Regions from separate parts of the Mus musculus genome. Here region 1 is linked to region 2. Evidence: chromatin contacts called from ENCODE Hi-C or POLR2A ChIA-PET data. All regions are on one chromosome and are shown on one strand. Each heading gives the region's core, a stretch centred on a gene start or an enhancer-like site at or near the end of the contact. The rest is flanking DNA. Distances are from core to core; before and after follow the strand shown. Region 1 holds the start of Axl (AXL receptor tyrosine kinase). Region 2 holds the start of Hnrnpul1 (heterogeneous nuclear ribonucleoprotein U-like 1).

The links. Hi-C counts contacts between places; a loop is a spot of excess contacts on that map. ChIA-PET counts read pairs that join two places held with the same protein, here RNA polymerase II (POLR2A).
Region 1: a map of mouse trophoblast stem cell shows a loop between it and region 2 (3-fold over the local background). The contact joins the promoter of Axl here to the promoter of Hnrnpul1 in region 2. A Hi-C loop is called at or near these places in 6 of 37 maps with a recorded cell type or tissue (Patski, gastrocnemius, heart and 2 more). POLR2A ChIA-PET finds 5 or more read pairs at or near these places in 4 of 5 experiments (Patski and embryonic stem cell).

Annotation. Positions count from the first base shown.
Region 1 is chr7:25,786,803-25,792,245 of GRCm38, forward strand. Axl (AXL receptor tyrosine kinase) reads right to left here and starts at 1,931. Exons shown (of 20, transcript NM_009465.4): 1 at 1,613-1,931; 2 at 489-714; 3 at 85-185. The coding sequence starts at 1,676. It also overlaps the pseudogene Gm29763.
Region 2 is chr7:25,751,040-25,756,152 of GRCm38, forward strand. Hnrnpul1 (heterogeneous nuclear ribonucleoprotein U-like 1) reads right to left here and starts at 3,720. Exons shown (of 15, transcript NM_144922.3): 1 at 3,302-3,720. The coding sequence starts at 3,596.

The sequences.
Region 1 (5,443 bases), core at 681-3,180, 34 kb after region 2:
AGTCTCTGGACTTTATGTCCCAATGGGAAAAGCTCTGAGTTCTTCACCTGTCATCCCCGCATAAGCTCTGACCCGAGAACTCACCTTCCAGCCCTACAAAGCCCGGCTGAGACACAAAGGTCCGTCCTTCTAGATGCACCATACACTGGTACTCCCCTGCATCTGAAAGTTGCAGGGCTGAGATTCTAGAAGGGAAGAGGGGGATTTAGAGGCTGGGGGTCAGAGCTGGACACTGGGATGTGGTCAGCAGAACTGAAAGAGGGAGGGGGTCTGGACAGGAAACTTATAGGAGGCTGAAGTAGGTCCTATTTTTAACTCATTTTTACAGAAGAGGAAAACGAAACCCAGAGGTCATATCACAAGCTCAGAGCCACGTGCCCAGTAAGTGGTCAGGTGGAGATTCCCAACCCAGGTGGAGGGGCTGCCCAGTGGCTTGGTGCGGAAGGGCTGTGTGTATGGAGCTCCCTGGTCAGTGACAGGTGCCACACCTGAGCTGACTGACAACTTTCCATTCATCTTGCCAGTCTTCGCCCAGAGGCACCTGGGTCTGGGTGTTATCAGCCAGTTCTAGGATCTGTCCATCTCGAAGCCACACCACCTCAGGGGGTTCCCCCTGAACCTGGAGCTCACACCGAAGTGTCCCCGTGAGTCCTCTGGCACCTGTGATATTCCCTGGGTTCCCCACAAACGGGCTGCCAGCCTCGGTCTGTGTGTCTGTCAGGGAGATGGTAAGGAGCATGGTTAGGAAACCCGCAGCTCGCTGCTCCTCTGGTCCACCTTCCCTATCTGCCCATGGTTGCCAGGACCCCACATAGTTGTAGAGTGACCTCAGAGGGGGGTGGGGTGGAGGCATGGGAGAGGATAGGAGTCTTCCCAGGGGATTGAGGTCCGGCTTCCATCTCATGTCCAGTCTGTTAGGAAGAAGGCCTGGGATCTGGCAGCCTCCCACGCCCTGGACTGCCTGGCAGGGCCGGTCCTTGCCATTCTGGTCTCTAGAGACTTCACAGTCTGGACTGGGAGATAGAGGAAAAGAAAACGGAGCAGAGAAGGAAAGGAAAGGGGAGGGGAGGGGAGGGGAGGGGAGGGGAGAGAGAGAGAGAGAGAGAGAGAGAGAGAGAGAGAGAGCACTCCAGCAGGGCAAGAACAAGTGGAGGGGGACAGCAGTGACAAAGGGGGCCCAGGACTCCCAAACCCTCCTTCTCTAGTCTTCCTCTGTGTTTGTTGGGGAAAGAGCCCTTTCTGTAATCTGGACCCTCTAGCTCTGTCCCTCTCCTCAGGACACAGATTCCTCAACCCCCCAGCCCTCCCTCAACTCCTCCTGTCTGTCTTTCTGCCCAGTCCATCTTTTGGTCCTCCCGGTTACTGTTTCTTGTCCTTCTATTCCTCTCTGAGTTGCTTTCCCTAACTCCAGGCTCTTTGAGTCTGTGTCTTTCTGCCGCCCCCCCCGCCCCCCCCCCCGCGCGCGCCCAGGCCAGCACTCTGTCGTCCCAAGGAAACTCCCTAAGCCAGCCCAGTACCCATAACACCTGCCAGCCAGCCCCCACCTCCTCACTGCCCCTGCCCTGGATCGCATCAGCCGGCGTCTCTGCCTCAGTGAGACCCCATCACTCACCCTTATGGGCTGCACACCCCCAGCAGCACAGCGCCAACCACCAGGCCAGCGGGACCCTGCCCATCCTCCAGACACCAACAGCTCAGATTGATGCCAAACTTTCTTCCGAAGTTGATGGGCACCTCGCTAGGAAAGGGGGCAGGGCCGGGTTGTCCCCGGCCCTCCCCCCACCCCTGGGCTCCTGGGATTTGGCACTGCCCGCCTGGCACAGCGGGAGCCCCTCGGCTGGCTCAACTCCTCCGCAGCTAGCCGCCTTCCCGGCTACCCTGCCTCATTCTCTCACTCCCAGACTTCTTTCCCCGCCCCTGGCTCCCCCTCTGCCTCCGCCCACTAGGGCCCCAGCCTTGGGGCCACTGGGACTTGGAGGGGTTAACTAGGAGTGAAGAGTACGGGATCTGCCTTGTCTTAAAGGAGCCTGGGCGCCTTGGAGAGAGGCTGGGGAGGAGGAAGGAGACCTTGGTGGCTCATGGTGGCTGAGGCCGATCCTGGGCTGGTGAGTTAGGAGGATGGGCGCTGTGTCCCCCTGAACTCTCAGGGTCTGGTAAACATTCCTGTAGAATTTCCACTCCTCTCAGCCCAAGACGCCCCCCAGCCCCCCTTTCTGGGCCCCCACCCTCAGCCCAGCCTGCCAGGCCTCCTCCAATTCCCCTCACACTCGCAGCTTGAACAAGGACTCTCTCTCTCTCTCTCTCTCTCTCTCTCTCTCTCTCTCTCTCTCTCTCTCTCTCTCTCTCTCTCTGCATTGACACAGAAGCTGGGACAGGTAGAGACATGCAATGGCATGCTGCCTGCCCACAGATACCCTCAGATGAGCCGGGTCAGGAGCTTGCCTGGGGAGAAGTCTTACAAATGGAAGGTCACTGCGGGACTGGCATATGGGGGATCAGGGTACTCACTGAGGGCACATCAACACTCAAACCCACCGAAGCCCACTTGAACACAGAAACAGGAATCCAGAGGTGGCAGCAGACTGAAGTGACAACCCCAGCTCTAGCCCAGCCACATGACTTTGGGCAATGGGCAAATGCCTGTCTTCCTGTACCTCAGTGTGTCTAGCTTTAAGATGGGGACGAGGACAGCCCCTGCTAATGCAGCAGGCTAGTGCGAGAATGATCTAGGTCAAAGTGCATGCAGTTTCTTGCACAGGGTGGCCCAGATGACGAGGTGCCCGGGATTTTTGCTACCCATGCTGGTTGTTCCTCTGCCTCAGGATTCTTGTATCCAGCCCTGGCAGATCCGGAGCCAGTATTAAGCCTCTGCTGCATGTCTGCTTCTATGCCTCTAGGTGTTTGCCATAGAGGGCATGCTCAGATGGCCTCCTAGTACCCAGTTCTCTTCTTCATTAGTCAGGCTGCTTCTTGATCAAATCATTGAGCTGCTTTTGATCACCACAGAATCCCATGTCACCTCCTGGCATCTCTCTCTCTCTCTCTCCCTTTGCCCTTCTCCATATCCACCACTCCTCCTTCCATCCCCCTGCCTCCAATCCATCTCTTGGTTGGGATCTAGGAGGATGTTTCTGAGACAGCCCTCCCCCCCATGTCTGTCCTCTAGACTCCCCACTTCTCTGATGATCAACTCCAAGCCTCTCAGCTGCTCGCTCTCGGTCCTAACCATAACCACCATCCTGTTTGTATCTTGATTCAGTGATGTGGCAGCCCCGGCATCTAACCTGCCACCTAGTCTGAGCCCTGGGGTCCTCCTGAACGCTCAGTGTGGATTGGTTGCATGGAATCCCAGGGAGAGCTCAGCCTTACAAACCTCTCTCCTATGTGGCTGCCTCTTTAGAGTCTCACCCTGGTCTAGCCTTGCCCTTTCCCTCCTGGATCCCAGCTATAATTTGCTCCTTCAGTGGCCCGATTGCTTCTTCCATCACGTTTCCCTTTTAGCAGCCACAGGGTGTTTCTTATCCCACATCCCATCTGATCCTTTCCTTCTCCCTTCCTTCCCTCTCCGATACCACCTAGCTGTATCCCATCTTCTGCTTCAGCCTTTAGGATAAAGCCACGGGCTTCTTACAAGCACCCCTCATTGCCACCTGAGCGTGTCCTCACCTCCCTGGTCAGTTTTCATTTTCTCACCCGAAACAGCTCCCTCACAGGCTGTGGAACAGCTTTCTGTGGCACTTTGTCCCAAGCTCCTACACCTCCCTCAGCCCCACCTCTCCTCCCTTTTCTTTTGCATCCTTTCCAGCCCCCTCCTGTCTAACCTAGCTCTACTCCTTCAATATACGGCTCCCTCTCAGCACCGCCTTTTTCTGAGATGGTCTCACTATATCACCAAGGGTGGTCTTGAACTCTCAGTCCTACGTGCTTTGCCCTCCAGAGAGTGCTGGGTGACAGGCAAGCACCACCACACCCAGCTTACCCGGTGCTTTTCATTGGCAGCAGGCCCCGTTTATTGTCATTATGGAGTTATTGCACAATTCTGTTTCCTGCCTGTCTCTCCTTTCTGCTGGTGGACGCTGGGAGGACAGCCTGGGGGATATCGCAGATATTGCTGCAACCCTTAGAAAAGGCCTTGCCATACTGTAGATAAGAAGAAAAAAAGGCATCTCTGGGGTGAAGTGGAAACTTTAGGGTTCTTTGGAAAGTCGGTTGGATGATATTTTGCTGGGGCAAACACATGAAGGGACGTTTCATTAAAGCAGACATAGGTGTGAAAGGCTAAGGTAGACTCATGAAGGAATGTTTCGCTGAGAGACACACACAGGAGAGAGGATGTTCTGCTAAAGCAAGTGTGTGAAGGGACACGTGATGAAGGATTCTTTGCTAACAGCACTCAGGTATTGGTCTGCCTTACGTTGCATAGTTGATCTGCTTTTGTTGGGACTCCACAGACTTGGGCTGGCTGCGGCAGACTTGGGTGGAGGATGCATGATGTTTGGTGGGTGTTGGAGATCGGGCCTAATGCTTTGATTTGACAGGGAATGTGCTTGTTTGTGCAAACACTAAAGTTAGTTTTTGATTGATCAATAAAGATGCCAGTGACTAATGGCTGGGCAAAGGGAGGCAGGGTGGGACCCTTAGAGTTGGTGGGGCTAGGACACAGGGGAAAGGAGGAAACGCAGACTTTCAGGATCACTGTGAATCACGGGGTTGGGGGGAGCGTGGAGAGAGATGGATCAGATTTAGAGCTGCAGAGGGAACATCATCTGAAATGTAGGGAAAGCGGCCGCCGGAAAGGCTGCTCAGAAACACCTTGGGCATCAGAGACCAATGGGCCCTACAGAAGGTAACAGCGCAGCAAAGTTAAAAGTAGATCCAAGGAGGCTGGAGAGGTGGCTCAGCAGTTAAGAGCACTGGCTGCTCTTCCAGAGGTCCTGAGTTCAATTCCCAGCAACCACATGGTGGCTCACAACCATCTGTAATGGGATCTGGCGTGTCTGAAGACAGCTACAGTGCACTTACATACATTAAATAAATAAAATCTTTTTTAAGAATGCAAAATATGTATTTAATGTTTCTAACCAGTACAAAGACCAAAGGCCACATTTACTCTAGGTTAGTCACAAACCAATTATTTAATAGAAGCTATAAAATAATTGGGAAGAATATTTGGAATATCTCAAAAGATTTAAAATAGGAGGACACTTTACAAAAATCCGCTTAGGAAATAAAATTCCTCACCTGTATGTAGAAATGTAACATTGCAGGGGAGCTTATAAAATACAAAGACAAGTATAAAAGGACTGTGTACTCTAAATCCAAAAACTCAATAATAACCAAATACTTAGTTTTAAAATTTACAGTTCCTGGGTATGGACCACATTATTATACACATCTTCCAAGACAGCAATCATTATTCTTCAGTTAACCATGTGAGGTATCG
Region 2 (5,113 bases), core at 2,470-4,969:
AAGTACTTTTGTAACCAAGACATCGGCCTTCACTCAGATTGTCGGAAGTCCACCTTCAAATGGTAACCTATTTAGGTAGTAGGTGTCCCCAGCTTCCTAAGGCTATGTCCTCTGTGTCTCAAAAGTCTGCAAACAGATCCACAACTGAATACACTAAACTGACTGAGGAAGAAGTTCTACAGTTTAAAAGAGATAGTAGAGTCAAAGAAGTAAGTCTGGCTTGATTTCTGAGCAGTACATCCTTAGAGTAGCTTCTACTCTGGAGCTTAAACTTAAAGAAATGGAAGCTACTCTAAGGACGTACCAGGCACGTCACTGAGCTGTTAACACTAGTCTCTACTTTAAAGTATATTGCTTAGAGTTGACTTCAGGGCCCAGTCTTCAAAACCAGCTCTCTGAACAGTCCCATTCGTCTGTGACTTAAAACACTCCTGCCTGCCCCTGCTTTTTGATGTAGATTAAGTCTAGGGCCTCATGCATGCATCACTAGCACAGGCAACGCAGTATACAAAACCTCAGGATCATAATGGTGTCCAGGATTACTAAGAATAGGTCCCCAAATAGCTGGAGCTAGAACTGGTTAGGAAAAGTGTTCTATCAGATCAGGAAGTGATGAAGAGGGTTAACAGCAATAGTAACTACTTATGGAATGCATGTCATATACACATCAGACCTTGGGATGCACGTGAGTATTAACTTGCCCCACTAAAGCATCCAGTTTAGGAAGACAGACACTTACACTGTAAAATTATATATCACACTTTATGTGAAGCACCAAGAGATAAGAAAGATCCAGTAAGGAGCAGATAAGCCTCAACTCAAAGGATACATAGTCAAAGGCTCAGTGATGAGATCAGAGAATATTCCTGGGGAAGAATAATGTCTCATGTGAAAAGCCTAGAAGCAGAATTACAGTGGAAACAAAGAGAGAACGTTATGAACTTAGGACGGAGAGTATGTAGCTCTGCCCCTGGGGTAAGCATGCTGATGGGTACCTCCAGAGCCCTGCTAGAAGCTGTGCCAGAAGCAGCGAGGCAGAACCACAAGGAAAGAGACTATTGTGCCACTTGTTAACTGGATTCTTTCTCAGAGGACAAATACATCTGGGCACAAACCAGGTGCAGCCCAAAGGGAGGAAAGCAAGAAGTCATGTGGCTTGCTGTATATAGTATCTGTTTACCAAGAATGAAGGAAGTACTAGAGAAGGATACCTGAAAGAGGCGCTTAGATGATTTTGTTGGTGTTGGGGTGTGTGTGTGTGTGTGTGTGTGTGTGTGTGTGTGGAATGACGATGTCAAGGGACAGAGGATCTCCTTAACTGCAACACAAGGCCTCTTCACACTATTCTTCCTCCTCCAGTCTCAGGACAATGTCTTCCCCAGAAAACCTATGTTCTTTCACCTACTAGGGGATAGGCTGCCCTAGAGAGGATATGATGCTGGCTGGGGTCCTTTTCTACTCTCTACAACATTCCCCTAAAGACAGGCAACCTTGTATGAAGCCCTTGAAACACACGATCTCATGACTATCAACTCTAGGAGGACAGTCTTACCATTCCCATTTTACAAGGAGACCAGGCTCAGAGGGGCAATGATCTGCTGATTTCAAGAAGTCTACAGTTGGTTCTGAAGCATCCAACTCTCTTTCCCAGGACCCTTTTGCTAGAAGCAAGGTTAAGGGCAGCATCCTCTCGGCTCTTTCACAAGCCTTTCTTGCCAGGGTTTCTCAGCTCTGGATACATTCACAGGCCACTCCTCCCTTCTTAGCAGGGAATTGTCCATGGAAGACTTGCCAGCACAGGGTAATCCCTAACACTCTACATCTAGGGTGGCCCCTCTACAGGATCCAACTTCTTATGAACAATTGAGTAGCAATGCCAATCCCAAGACTCTTTTGAGGACTCATTTTTTCTCTCTTTTTACTGTTTAGTCCCAAACTCCACAGTGCCTTCTCAGAAAAACACTCTAAGTCTTGGACACCACTGTGTCTGGTTCCAAATTCCCTCTCATACCAGGGTCTCCTTTACTCAAAGGACTGCTCTTTGATGCCAATCCTAACTAGAGACACTTTGGGCAGATCAAGTTCCCCCATATTCCCTGAGCACCCCATCTCCCTGAGCATACAAGTAACTATTTCTGGGGACTCAGGAGCCCTCTCTTGGAAAGGAATACTCCCTCTGCTTCATCATGAGGCCCCCAGCCAAAGCAACAGGTTTTCTTTCTTTTTCATACCCTCCACACTTCCCTCCCCCACACCTGCTAGACTAGCCACATGATCCCTGGCACACACAAGGGTCCCACCAGAGTTACCAACTCATTCCCCACAACTCCTGTTTCAAAAACTACCCATAGTTAAGAATGCAAGGCCACTCAGCAGAAACCACAGAGTACTAACCTGAGTCCTTCCAATTCTAGGCCCTCTAGTTTCTTTGTCCATGAGAAGATTCTGTCCTTTCTTGTCACCATTTAGATCCCAAATCTCCTCTGGAAGCCAACTAGATAGCCTAGACCTCCCAGTACCAAACATACAAGTTGTACCTGCCCTCAAGGTTGACCCTGTAACCTCGAGGAAATGTAGGAGTTGGGGATAGGGGTTTCCAAATCTGCTGGTCTTTCATTACCTCCTAAAAGGCCACCTGGCACACACTGGAGAGTTCAGTCCATGTTTTGGGAGACTCTTCCCAGCCTTGGACACCCGTAGGTCCAAAGTGCCAGTCCACCCCCAGCACTAAGCAGATCTTATCCCATCCGTGAAGAAAATCAAAGATCTTCTACCCTTAAAATTCTCCCTGACCTGCACCCTAGGCCATTCTTCCGCTACCTGAAAATCCAGCTTTTGAGACTCAGCCCAAACGGTGGACTAGCATGGCTACCCCAAGCTGTCAGCTCACCGCTCGGCTAGAATCTCTCATTTTCCAAGACGCCGCCCCCCGACACCCCTTTCCCTAAAACGTCTAGTTCTTCCGACTTTTTCCAACTCAAAGCCACAAAACAGAACCCCAAAGCAGTTTCCAGTCTCCGAATCCCAGGATATAAAATCCTCCCCGCCCGCCCGCTAGGACCCTGGTCGCCTTAAAATAAAATCCATCCCCCTCCACACGGTTTTCCTTGCACCGAAGGCCAGGATCCGCCCTCAGGCTGCCCCGAGGCCCTGGCCGCAGATCCTTTACAACGGCAGGTGGCAGGATCCCTGGCTCCTCAGACCATCTCCTGGATCTCTGTGGAGTCGAGCTCCCGCGTCCCACAGCCCGTCCTCGGCCCGGACTCCAGGCTCCCCGGTCCCCCGCCCCGCGCACTCTCACAATGTCCGTCCGGCCCCGAGTAGCCGCCGGGCTCCGGGTGCGGCTGCAGCCCGGGCGGCGGTGGCTGCGCGGTCCCCTCCAGCTCGGAGCCCCCCTCGGTCTCGACCTCCTCGTTGTTGTGCCCAGGTAACCCCGGATCGTCGTCAGCCTCGAGCTCCCGTTCGTCTTCGGGCTCCTCGGCCTCTAGCGCCGCCAGCAGCCGCTCAGCAAGCTCGGCCTTCAGGCCGCGAGTGTCCAGGCCGCGGCGCTGCAGCTCCTCGCGAAGTTCGTTCACCTTCAGGCGACGCACATCCATGGCCCGGGCCCCCGGGGCGGCCCCCGAGCCTGGCCCGGCCTCCCAGGGCTCTGTCCCCCCTAAACCTTGCCTGTCAGGAGGCGAAGGGGGAAAAGGGGGGGCCACTCCAATGGCGGCGGCGGCTCAAGATGGCCGCCGCCGCCTCCTCCCCCTTGCCCGGACCGTACGATGTAAAACGAGTCTCAATTGGTCAGCGCATGGGGCAACGGGCGCGGGCCCGGGAACCAAGCCAATCACAGTGTGGCTTTCAAAAGAACGGTACTAGAGGGCTCAGGAGCTGCCTAAGAGGAAGCGTTAGCCTACGTTGAAGTCGCGGCCAGAGTGGAGGGCGGGAAAAGGCGAGAGGCGGAGCAAGCGCTGATTGGGTAGCGCTCGCGCGCCCGCTGCGGTACAGTCAAATGAAGGAAAGGGAGTAACGACTTGGAGCCATTAGCAGCCAGATCTCAGAACAACCGCCCAGTCTCTCCGCGCCGTGCTTCCCTCAGACTCTCTGTAAAACACATTCTAACTGGTCTTCATCTCACGCCCCCTCGCGGAGGCCAAGCGGGTAAAACCACCACAACCAATCAAATGCGGCGGGAAGAGGCCGGCCAACCCTCGTCTTTCCTGTTGCCTTTCGGGAACCGGAAGGAGATTAATTCACCGAGGCCCCGCCCCTTGCCGTTAGGGCGGTTTCAAAACAACCTGTTCGCCAATCGCAGTTACTGTTATATTTCACCACTGCCAGAGCTTGAGCGCTTTAGAAAAAGCGAACTAGATTGGCCATTCTTGAGAGGCTTGCCTCTCAAAGTTCTCCGTACAGCAGGGTATAATACGGAATGAAAATCAAGTGGATCTGTTACTCATCGTTTGTTAGAAACCCAGTTGCCTTTATGAGAAACAACAACAACAAAATTGGTCCTGGAGAGCGCTGAAGGGTTGAAAGCAGGGGCTAGGCTAACAACGGGAGAAAAGTTGTGTGGTAAATCGCACCCCTCCCTTTGATGCACAACCTCCCAGGGCGCTTTCTCTATGGTTGCTAGACAAGCCACTCTGCACGCAACCATAGAGCCTTCCCGCTCTGGGCATAGCTGCAGAAGTTCGCGGCTTTCCATCTCGAATCCATTAAACCGTTGTTGCTCAACCTCAATCTTGCTGTGTCTACTCTGACCAATTCGCACACGAGAATCCGTAATTACGACAGGTTGTGTTAATCCATACACCTGTCGCCCTTTGCTCAGAAGACAAAAACTTAGTGAAATAACACCGAGACGCACAACGCAAATGTGCACCGACATCTATAGCCTTAACTCCCAACAAAAGCCACAAACACTCTCTATTAGACACACGCAAACATCCCACAATAAATGAATAGGCGTGACAGGCCAAAAGCATCAATTCAGGATAAGACTTCAAACGGCAGTGTAGGTGTGGCACAAGCATGCAGCATCGTGCGACAAAGCTCAGCTAAGACAGTTCACGCTACAAGCTCACACCACAGCAACCTAGACACACAGCACCCACTCAGCAGCGGGACA